2 separate regions of the Homo sapiens genome follow, and region 1 is linked to region 2. Evidence: chromatin loops called from intact Hi-C (ENCODE). Cell type or tissue: GM12878. All regions are shown on one strand. Region 1 has its middle 350 kb from the start of MIR1973. Region 2 has its middle 520 kb from the start of MIR1973.

Region 1 (5,000 bases), 170 kb before region 2:
GGGGCCAGCCTTTGGAAACCCTGTCTAGTTGTTTTGAGAGATAGGCCACTGGCCTTGGCCAGGGCCCTACAGTCTGGGTTAAAACTCCAACTGCCATTTTTTTTTTCCTGGTTGATGAAATGCCAGGGTGAAAGGGATAGCCAAATGGACTACAGCACAAGTGCCACTCCAGTTATTCAGCAGAGTGCCCAGTAAAGGTCCACCACAATACCACCACACATCTGCTCGGGGATGAGCAAGGGCTGACTGATTGATAAGCTCTTGAAAATTCTTAAGCTTACTGCATACTTTCAGGTCTCCAAGGAGTGCTAAGTCTCCTCCCTGACGTGAGAGACACAAAGTGAACTTAGTGTTGAGAGACAGAAGCTGGATAGCCCTCGGGGACTGACCTGCAGGGACTTCAGGATATAGCAGAGAGAGCTTGGCATGACTTACTACTCCAGGCTGTAGAATCCTGGAAAAGAGCTACCATGCAGCCCATGCCTGGTCGACTGGAGGACCACCTTAGTAGAAGGGAGACAATCAGGGCCCCTGGCCTGCCATGTGCACAAGCATAACAATTGCTTTTGTTTAACGTGCAGATGGAATATTTAATCCATTTCAACCAGGCATTTGCATCTTGGTATGCTGTCTTAATTGCCAAAGTTTGTTTTAAGTCTTTAACCTTTATGATCCTCAGTAAAATGAATGTTTCCTTTAGCACCTATTTTTATTAGTTTTTAGATCAAAGAAAGCTAAACACCATTTTATATTTAATAATATTGCTTGTATGATTTTTATACCAGATAAACTAAATTTTACCTTTATATTAGTGTGTTATTAATGTTAAACTTAATTTTAATAAAACCTTGTAGACATATTTATTGAATTTTTCATGTTTGACTATAAGTTAAGATTTTATAGACTCTTTTTAACCTTTTATACTTTTTGTTAAAGAGCAGGTTGATGCTTTAAGAAAAATCTGTTGCATTTTTACTTTAATGTCCAGTTCACAGAAAAACTGGATGATACCTTTTTAACTTTAGCTAATATGTTTACACATGGAATTTTCTTTACAATTAATGTTTTAAAACTTGCTTAAACTTTTAAAACAATAATTCTTTTAACCTTTTAATGTAAGTAAAAATCCACATTCTTATGTTTCCTTATAATCTTTTTACCAAAGGTATATTTTACTTTTTTTATACACCTTGCACATAAACTGTTTCTTCAATAGTACTCAGGAGGCCTTATTATTTTTAAATTATACAACATTTTTTGCATAAAATTTTTTATAATATTTTTTTCTTTCACGACTTTTGCAAACAATTTTTCAACATGTCTCAACTTTTTGACTTACTACATTTTTTCTTAAAACAACCAGTTAATTTATTTCAGGACAAGAATTTACCATATAAGATTCTTTTTATATAAATTCTGCCTCCCCCCTTTTTCTCCTTTTTTAAAGTGAACTTTTTTTATGTCTTTGGACTAGACTGTCTAAGGCCACAAGATTAGAAGTTACCATAATACATGTTACACTGTTAACTTTTAGCAAACTTCACTTTTGTTGAAAACCTTATAAGTTTGGGATTTCAATTATCCTTTGCTATTAATAAGGCCTTGTTTAGTCTAAATTAACTTAGAATTGGTACAGATGGCCTCTTTTTCTCTCTGCTGGTCTTTCCTTGCCTCTGCCAGCCGCTTATGCTGCTGTTCTCTTAACTACTGTGGTGCGGAAGGGGGTCTAAAACCAGCTGTAACTGTCTATGTATGGAACCTGGTCTGGGTGCCTTGGCTTGCAGGTTACCTTGTGCCATACCTTTGAAACAAGGGACCTGTCCAGGCTTCTTTCTGATGGTCAACCCACCTCTAATGCTACCCAGTCTATTTCACACAAAGTTCTAAGTTTTCCTGGTGTCATAGTAACTCCATAGTCTCTATTAAATCTTTTCTTGAAATTCTTTAACATAGTTCCCAGTGGGGTGGGCTTACTTTGCACCTGACCCATTTTTTTTTTCAAGACAAAATACCACACTCACACTACACACACTCACCACAAGACAAAGAACGGGTAAAGAGGGCACACACACACTTTTACCATTTATACCAAACCAAAATCATGAAATTCAAAATCCTAGAACCAAAAAATTCAAGCCAAGTCAAAACCAAAACCAAAGTATCCAGCAATTCAAGTCAAGTCAAAACCAGAACAAAAGTGCCAATGCAGGCACACGGTGGGTGATCAGGCCACGCTTCCACTCAGATGGAGTGGGGCAAGTTCCAAAGACTAGACTTACCAAGTCAGGCCAAGTCAAAACCAGAACAAAAGTGCCAATACAGGCACACCGTGGGTGATCAGGCCACGCTTCCACTCAGATGGAGTGGGGCAAGTTCCAAAGACTAGTCTTATCAAGTTTCAGATGTCTGGACTCTAAGTGCCATTTCCTTCCTGGTGTTCAGCAACTGTGTTAATCCTCCATGGGGGGCCTGCTATGCGCTGCTCTGGTGAGGCGTTCCACCAGGGCAATTTTCTACCTGGGAGCGCTCCTTGGATCACGTCACTCAGGCTGGCCAGAGTTCCCTGCAGGGATGTTCCACAGGGCAGGCCTAAGCTGCCTAAGGGGCTGCCTCGGCCATATGTCAGTTACCTCGTTTCCCAGTCAGGGAACCAAGAAATGTAGCAGGACTAGCCGCAGACAAAACCTCTCAGACACCGAGTTGTAGAAGGAAGGGCTTTATTCAGCTGGGAGAATCAGCAAGCTACTGCCTTAAAATCCGAGCTCCCCGAGTGCACAATTTCTGTCCCTTTTAAGGGCTCACAACACTAAAGATTTTACATGAAAGGGTTGTGACTGATTGAGCAATCTAGGGGATACGTGACAGGGGTTTCATGCACTGGTAGTCAGAGTGAAACAGAACAGAGCAGGGAGTTTCCCAATGTTCTTCCATACAATGCCTGAAATCTATGGGTAACATGGGGTTCTAAGTCATGAGTTGGTTTTTAACTACTAGGTTTAGGCCAGGCAGGCCCAGGCCTGGTTTTGGGCCTGGCGCTGGACTGCTTGTCTTTGATTTCACTTCCTTGTTTTTTTCTTAAAACAGGTACTGAGTATAAAACAATATAAAACAATATGAGAGGGTCTCTCTCTTCCCTCAACATTACAACCAATCCCACAGAAATCCAAAATGACCTTAGAGATTATGAACATCTCTAGAGGTAAACCAGAAGATCTAAAGAAAATGTGTAAATTACTGGAAATGTAATATCTCAAGACTGAATCAGGAAGAAATTGAAACACTGAACAGATCAATATCAAGTCTGAAATTGAATTAGTAATAACAAAACTAGCAACCAAAAAAAAAAAAAAAAGCCTCAGACCAGATGAGTTCATAAACAAATTCTACCACATATACAAGAAGAGCTGTTACCACTACTACTAAAACTATTCCAAAAAATTGATGAGGGACTCTTCAACTCATTTTATGAAGCCACGATCACCCTGATACACAAACCTGGCAAAGCAACCACAAAAAAAGAAAACTACAGGCCAGTGTCCCTGATTAACGTAGATGCAAAAATCCTCAAAATATCAACAAACTGAATTAAATAGCATATTAAAAAGTTAATTCACCATGATCAAATAGACTTCATTCCTGGGATGCAAGAGTGATTCAACATATACAAAACAATAAATGTAATTCACCACATAAACAATTAAAAACAGAAATCATATGATTATCTCAATAGATGTGGAAAAAGCGTTAGACAAAATCCAACATTCCTTAATGAAAATCATCAACAAACTAGGCTTCAAAGGAACATAACTCAAAACAAAAAGACCTGTCTATGACAAACCCATAACAAACATCATACTAAAAGGGCAAAAACTAGAAGCATACCCCTGAAGAACTTGAACAAGACAAGGATGCCTACTCTCACCACTCCTATTCAACATAGTACTGGAAGGCCTAGACAGAGCAATCAGGCAAGGGAAATAAATACATGGCATCCCAATAGGGAAAGAATAAGTCAAACTATCTCTCTTCATGGATGTTAAGATCCTATACTTAGAGAAACCTAAAGAATCTGCCAAAAGGCTCCTGGAATGGATAAATGACTTCAGTAAAGCTTCAGGATATGAAACCAATGTATAAAAATCAGTAGCATTTCTATACAAAAATAATGTTTAGGCTGAGAGCCAAATCAAGACTACAATGCCATTTACAATAACCACATATAAAAAAATCTTGGAATACATCTAACTAAGGAACAAAAGATCTCTACAAGGAGAACTACAAAGCACTGCCAAAAGAAATCATAAACAATACAAACCTATGGAAAAGCATTCCATGCTAATGAATTGGAAGAATCAGTATTGTTAAAATGGCCATACTGCCCAAAGGAATCTACAGATACAACACTATTCCTATCAAAATGACATTTTTCCACAGAACTAGAAAAAGTATTTTAAAATTCCTATGGAACCAAAAAAGATTCTGAATAGCCAAGCAATTCTAAGCAAAAAGAACAAAGCCAGAGGTATCATATTTCCTGACTTCAAACTCTATTATAAGGGTACATAACCAAATCAGCATGGTACTGCTACAAACACAGACATATTAGACCAAGGAAAAAAAATAAACAACCCAGAAATAAAGCAACACACCTACAGCCATTTGGTCTTTGACAAAGTCGACAAAAATAAGCGATAGGGCAAGGGAGTCATGATTCAATAAATGGTGCTAGGCTAATTGGCTAGCCATATGCAGAATGAAAATGGACCTGTGTTTCTCACCATATGCAAAAATTAACTCAAGATGGATTAGAGAGTTAAATGTACCAACTCAAAGTATAAGAAACCTAGAAGAAAACATAGAAAATACTATTCTGGACATCAGACTTGGAAAATAATTTATGGCTAAGTCCTCAAAAGCAATTGCAACAAAAACAAGTATTGACAAGTGGCACCTAATTAAACTAAAGAGATTCTGTCTGGCAAAAGAAACTAACAACAGAG
Region 2 (5,000 bases):
TTTTTATCAAAGTTATTGACAACAAAAAGCTTGCCTTTCATTCATGAAAACCAAAACTGAATGCTGCGGTAACAGTGGCAATTTCTTTAGTGAAAAAATTGCTATGATACTGATTAAGGCCCAGAGATGAATCTGTAGGTTACATAAAATATATAGAGGAGACAGAGAATTAAGCCTTAGAAAATATTTCATTTGCATGGTTCTCATCTCTGTGTTCCCATTAAAGCCATCAGTGCAGATTTTAACCTCTGCCAGCACTGAGTCTATTAATTAAATTAACCATCTGGGATAAAGGTAGGGCATAAGTCATTATTCATTTAATTTAGTTTAATTAATTAGTAAGTACATTTTTACATCTCTCCAGGTAATTTTAATGTTCAGTCAGAGTTGAGAAGTCCTGCTCTATATAAAAAATTTGCAAATTATTTTGAGAGAAATATAAAGTGTATTAAATACCAAACATAAGCATTTTAAGAAAAATAAACAAGGGACTCCAAATTTAATATAAAGTTTAAGGAAGAACAAAAATATTCTAGAAAGATATCAAATTAGATATGTTTTAATTAAAGTATAGATTTTAACAAGAAGAAAATTTTTATCTAAGGAGGGTAAAATAAGTGTGTTTGAAATCCCAGAGCAAGCCAAGATTAATGGCTTGAGGAGGTGAAAGAGAGTAATTTTAGAGAAGAAAAAAAGAATAAATAAAACTATCTATAATGTATTTATAAATTATGTTGCAAATGTAGTCAATAACAATCATAAAATAAAATATTTAGTGGTGTTGTCCATGTTTCTATTTGCCTCTTAGCCAGAATGTTAGCAGAGTTGATAGGATTTTTAAAGCTCTCAACTGACCTGTCCTGTAGGATTCATGGATCCACCTAAACTACCCCTGTCTTCTAGCCAACCTATAGTCTTATTTCCACCTACCCATACTCCCCTACTCCTCCATATCTGTTGCTGGATATGTCCTGCTGTGTAATTCCTCTGACTTCCCATGATAACATTACTTTTCTCCTTAATAATATGACAATGAAACTCCCAACATTAATGAAAGTATTATCGTTTGATATCTCTGATTGCTATTTGTCAGAAATTTCACCTGTGATTCATAAGCCATACAGGCTCTTGTTAATCGAAGTGTGGCCCAAGGAACAGAAACATTGACATCACCTAGTGACTTGCAAGTATTGCAATATCGTAAGTACTACATCTGATCTACTGAATTAGAAACTTTAAAATAAGGTTTTAAGTTCATTTATACGCAAATTATAACTGGTGTACTTTGATATAGAATATTTGTGTTGAGTCTTGCTGTAAAACCAAATTTACTATTACGTTAGATTATCAGGCTAAAGTATTTTGCTCTATATACGCTTCTCAAGAAAATTCCCCCTACTTTGCCATTCATTCATATATTTCAGACACCACTCCTCCTATTTACTTGTTCTCCCAACTCAACATTGTGAGTTTGAACTTCAGCTCTTAATGCCAATCTTGCATCTGTCTGTCATCATCACTGCCTGAAACAGTAGACCAAGTTTAAACAAACACCGAATCCCACAAGATCACCCTTAAAGACTTTATTTCAATTTTGTGAAGTATAAATATCCATAAGTTTGAGAAAAGTCACTCTAAATCCACCATGCTTGACTTTCCTTTGTAATATATTACTGACTACTTTTCTTTCAAATAATTTTTAATATTTTTATTTATATGTTCTTAGTGATTTCTGTTTTCTTTTCTATACTCTCTTTCTCTCCCCAAATCATGGACTTATATCTCTCTTAACATTGTGCTAATTACAGAACTCTTATATACTCAATCCTCTATCAATGTCCTCTCCAATTGCATACCTTAACTGAACTGTGGCCCACTTCCCTGAAATTTTCTTTCCCTACAGCATTCTTAAGGTGAAGATGGTTATTTTACAGTATCTCACATACATCAGGGTCATGTGGTCGTGTCTTCTTTCTTCTCAATGAAAATATCAGATCAATCCTGCTCTGTCTTCTTAAAACTAACACTACTCCCTTGAGACAGATACAATTCTGGTTGTATGACTATATTTCCATACCCTTCTTATCTATTCATTTCTTTAAAACCTCACTTCAGTGAAAAGTTTGGAATTTGACCTAATCTTGCTTTTCAATCGCATGACCTACTATTATCTAGAATGACTCAAATAGCAGCAAAGACAATCTACACAGTATCAAATCCACTTCATTTCCTTTCTTTCTGAACTCCAAAAATCTTCCCAAGTAGAACTCCCTACAAACTCACTTATTCATGTCCTGAATTTGGATATAGGGTTTCCCACTCTCAAACTTAATATTTTATCCTTTTTGGTTTCTTACTCAGATAGAAAACAACTGTTGTGACTTCAACAATATCTCAATACAGTTCAGGCATCTACCTTGTGCATTCTAATCATCCCTTCCTCTCCTCACTCTCCTTGTAAAGCTCAGTTACAAGTTCCACGTTTTAAACACCTTCCCTTACTAACATCTGTTATGCCTTGAATTCAGTAGTTTATAAATCATTTGCATAAGGATCATATGTAAAATTGCAGAACTGAATGAAAATAGAAAAATAGATTTGAGATAGGCAGGCTATCTTGTTTTCTCTTTTAATGTGGTTTGGAGAAAAAGAACAAAAGCCTCTACTTAAGCTGTGGCTGACCTAACTTCCAGCCAATCACCAACAAAAGACTCAAGAAGCCACTAACCACAAGTTCCTCCTTTCAGGGGGCTGCGGACTTCCTCAGGGACCCTTTTATGTGCAGTTAGATTCATATTTCAAATTATAATTAGGCCTTCCTCATTTTAATGCTAAAAATTATGCCACAAGATGAAGATTTAAAACGCTAATGATACACGCAATGTATGTAGAAGCAAACTGAGCCACTGCGTAAATGCTAGAAAAAGCCTTCCTATACATGCCCTGACATCATCCGTCCCCATAGGAGAGCCCCGTAAAATTGAATCCCGCACAGCTTTCAGGAAGCAGCCCCAATTGTTCCCTTTTTTTTGTGCTGGCTCCCTTGTGCACAAGTTAAATAAACTTTCTTCTCGTTGCTACGTCTCGCAATCTCTCTTATTTATATCCTGGAAGATTACAAGAACCTAGGGCACTGGCAAAAAGTTGAAACTATCTTGAGTTACCTCCTGCAGTTATCTCAATCAACATGGCTTACAAGTAGAGCTAGATGCTCTAATAGTTAATATGCAAAATTTTATACCTGAATCTGTCCAGGTTTAAAAAACTCTGAACAAGTTTGTGAAAATTTTGATTTGTACATTTTATAGAATACACAGCATACACAAATGCAGTCTCTGAAAACAGGTAAATCAAGAAAAAAGATAGATAAGTTCATAAAAGTAATTAATAGGTTATGATCACTCCACTCCTCTGTCTTTCCACCATGGTCCCAGAGAAGTTTTTTTTTTTTTTTTTTTTTCCTCACAAAAAAATGGTATTCTTCTTCAGGGAAAACATGTTTGCAAACTATTGACTGAACTTTATTGCACTGCTTTATTATTAAGCCTGTTGTTGTTTTAATACTAAGGGAGAGAGTTGGTCTCATAACATTACTCAACTTGAAAGGAAGTGCTAATCACAGCAACCAACTAGTACAGCTTCACAGAAGGCTTAAAATTTTAGTAAGTGCTTTTACTCAACAACAATGTACACCAGAGAAAAGAAAGTCCTTAGTGGTCCTTCTATGCAAAACCCATATCTGAAGTAGGAACTTATTTTAGAGTTACTCAGAAGAGATTTGAGCTTAATAAATATTGTCACAACTGATTTATTCTACTTAGCTAATTCATGTCACTAAATTATTGATATAGAAAAGTCTTACTAATGAGTAAAAACATTATCTCTGAATTATTGTGTATTTTAACCCCAAATGTTATCACTATCTCAAAATATAACTGAAATATAAGTTTCAGTTTCCTTGTACTATTTCAGTTTCCTATTTATTAATGAGCTGCAGGACATTTTTAAATTTGAGAATGCTTAGCTTGCGATAATATGAAAAATATGACATATAATATGCAAATCCAGACAAACATGCACAAAATGTGCTCGATAATTTCATTCAAAAGAAACTAGAGATAAAATATAATAGCTTATTTCTCAAAAGAACAATTAGAGAATAAATACAGATTAAAATCCACACACTAACATCCCAGGGACTAAAACTATAGATGGCAGTGTAGTTCTGCCAAGAGCGTGGGTGTTTACATTACGTTGAAATTCATTTCCTGTTGATGGATTTAAGAAAATTATTATATCAGTTAATAAAACTTCTGTTAAATAGGGTCAAAAAAGAATGATTTATGCATAATACTCAGCATACCCAGAGTATTATTTAGAATCTCTTTTCACATCAATGAATTCAAAGAAATTTTATGTGTCATTATTAATTTATTTACCATTGTGCTTCTCATCAATTTATCCTGGTTAACATAATGCCCTAAAGGGAAATATAATAGGATATATATTTCATGCAGTTAGGAATACCATATAGTGTAAAAACTATGTTTAAAATATAACAGAGTACACTGGGTATGATGGTGCGTGAGTGTAATCCCAGCTCTTGGGAAGGCTGAAGCAGTAGGCTCCCTGGAGCCCAATATTTCAAGACCAGCCTGGGACAGAGTGAGACCCCATCTCTAAAATATTATATATATAAAAATTGTATATATACATAATTATAATTAAGTAGGAAACATTAAATTAGATATATCTTTATTTTTAAATAGTATCTTTATTTTATAAATATATAAATAATACACATACATATAAATACATATGTACACACACATACATAAAGACACATAAACTCATTTAAAAATATAGGTGATATGTCTAATTTAATAATAATTTAAAAATATCTTAAATATTTTAAGACTTCTGAGGAATAATTATTATAAAAGAGTGAATTTTACCTCCAAATATCTAAAGTAGAAAGTTCTTTACGTTAAAGAAAAGTA

Evidence for each region. Peaks named below come from ENCODE experiments on the same cell type or tissue, not always from the same donor. Only the 100,000 strongest peaks of a DNase experiment are listed, where the experiment ranks them.
Region 1: it touches region 2 in a loop (2.7-fold over the local background); 1 of 110 quality-filtered maps calls a loop at or near these places.

What each region holds. Positions count from the first base shown.
Region 1 is chr4:115,948,518-115,953,517 of GRCh38, reverse strand. No RefSeq gene overlaps it. Among named protein-coding and RNA genes, the nearest start is that of MIR1973, 350 kb to the left of the region's middle. In GM12878, no CTCF peak of the experiment used is centred here; DNase peaks (open chromatin) are centred at 2,779 and 3,332; H3K27ac peaks cover 1,538 bases.
Region 2 is chr4:115,779,692-115,784,691 of GRCh38, reverse strand. No RefSeq gene overlaps it. Among named protein-coding and RNA genes, the nearest start is that of MIR1973, 520 kb to the left of the region's middle. In GM12878, no CTCF peak of the experiment used is centred here; DNase peaks (open chromatin) are centred at 2,771 and 3,631; H3K4me3 peaks cover 556 bases.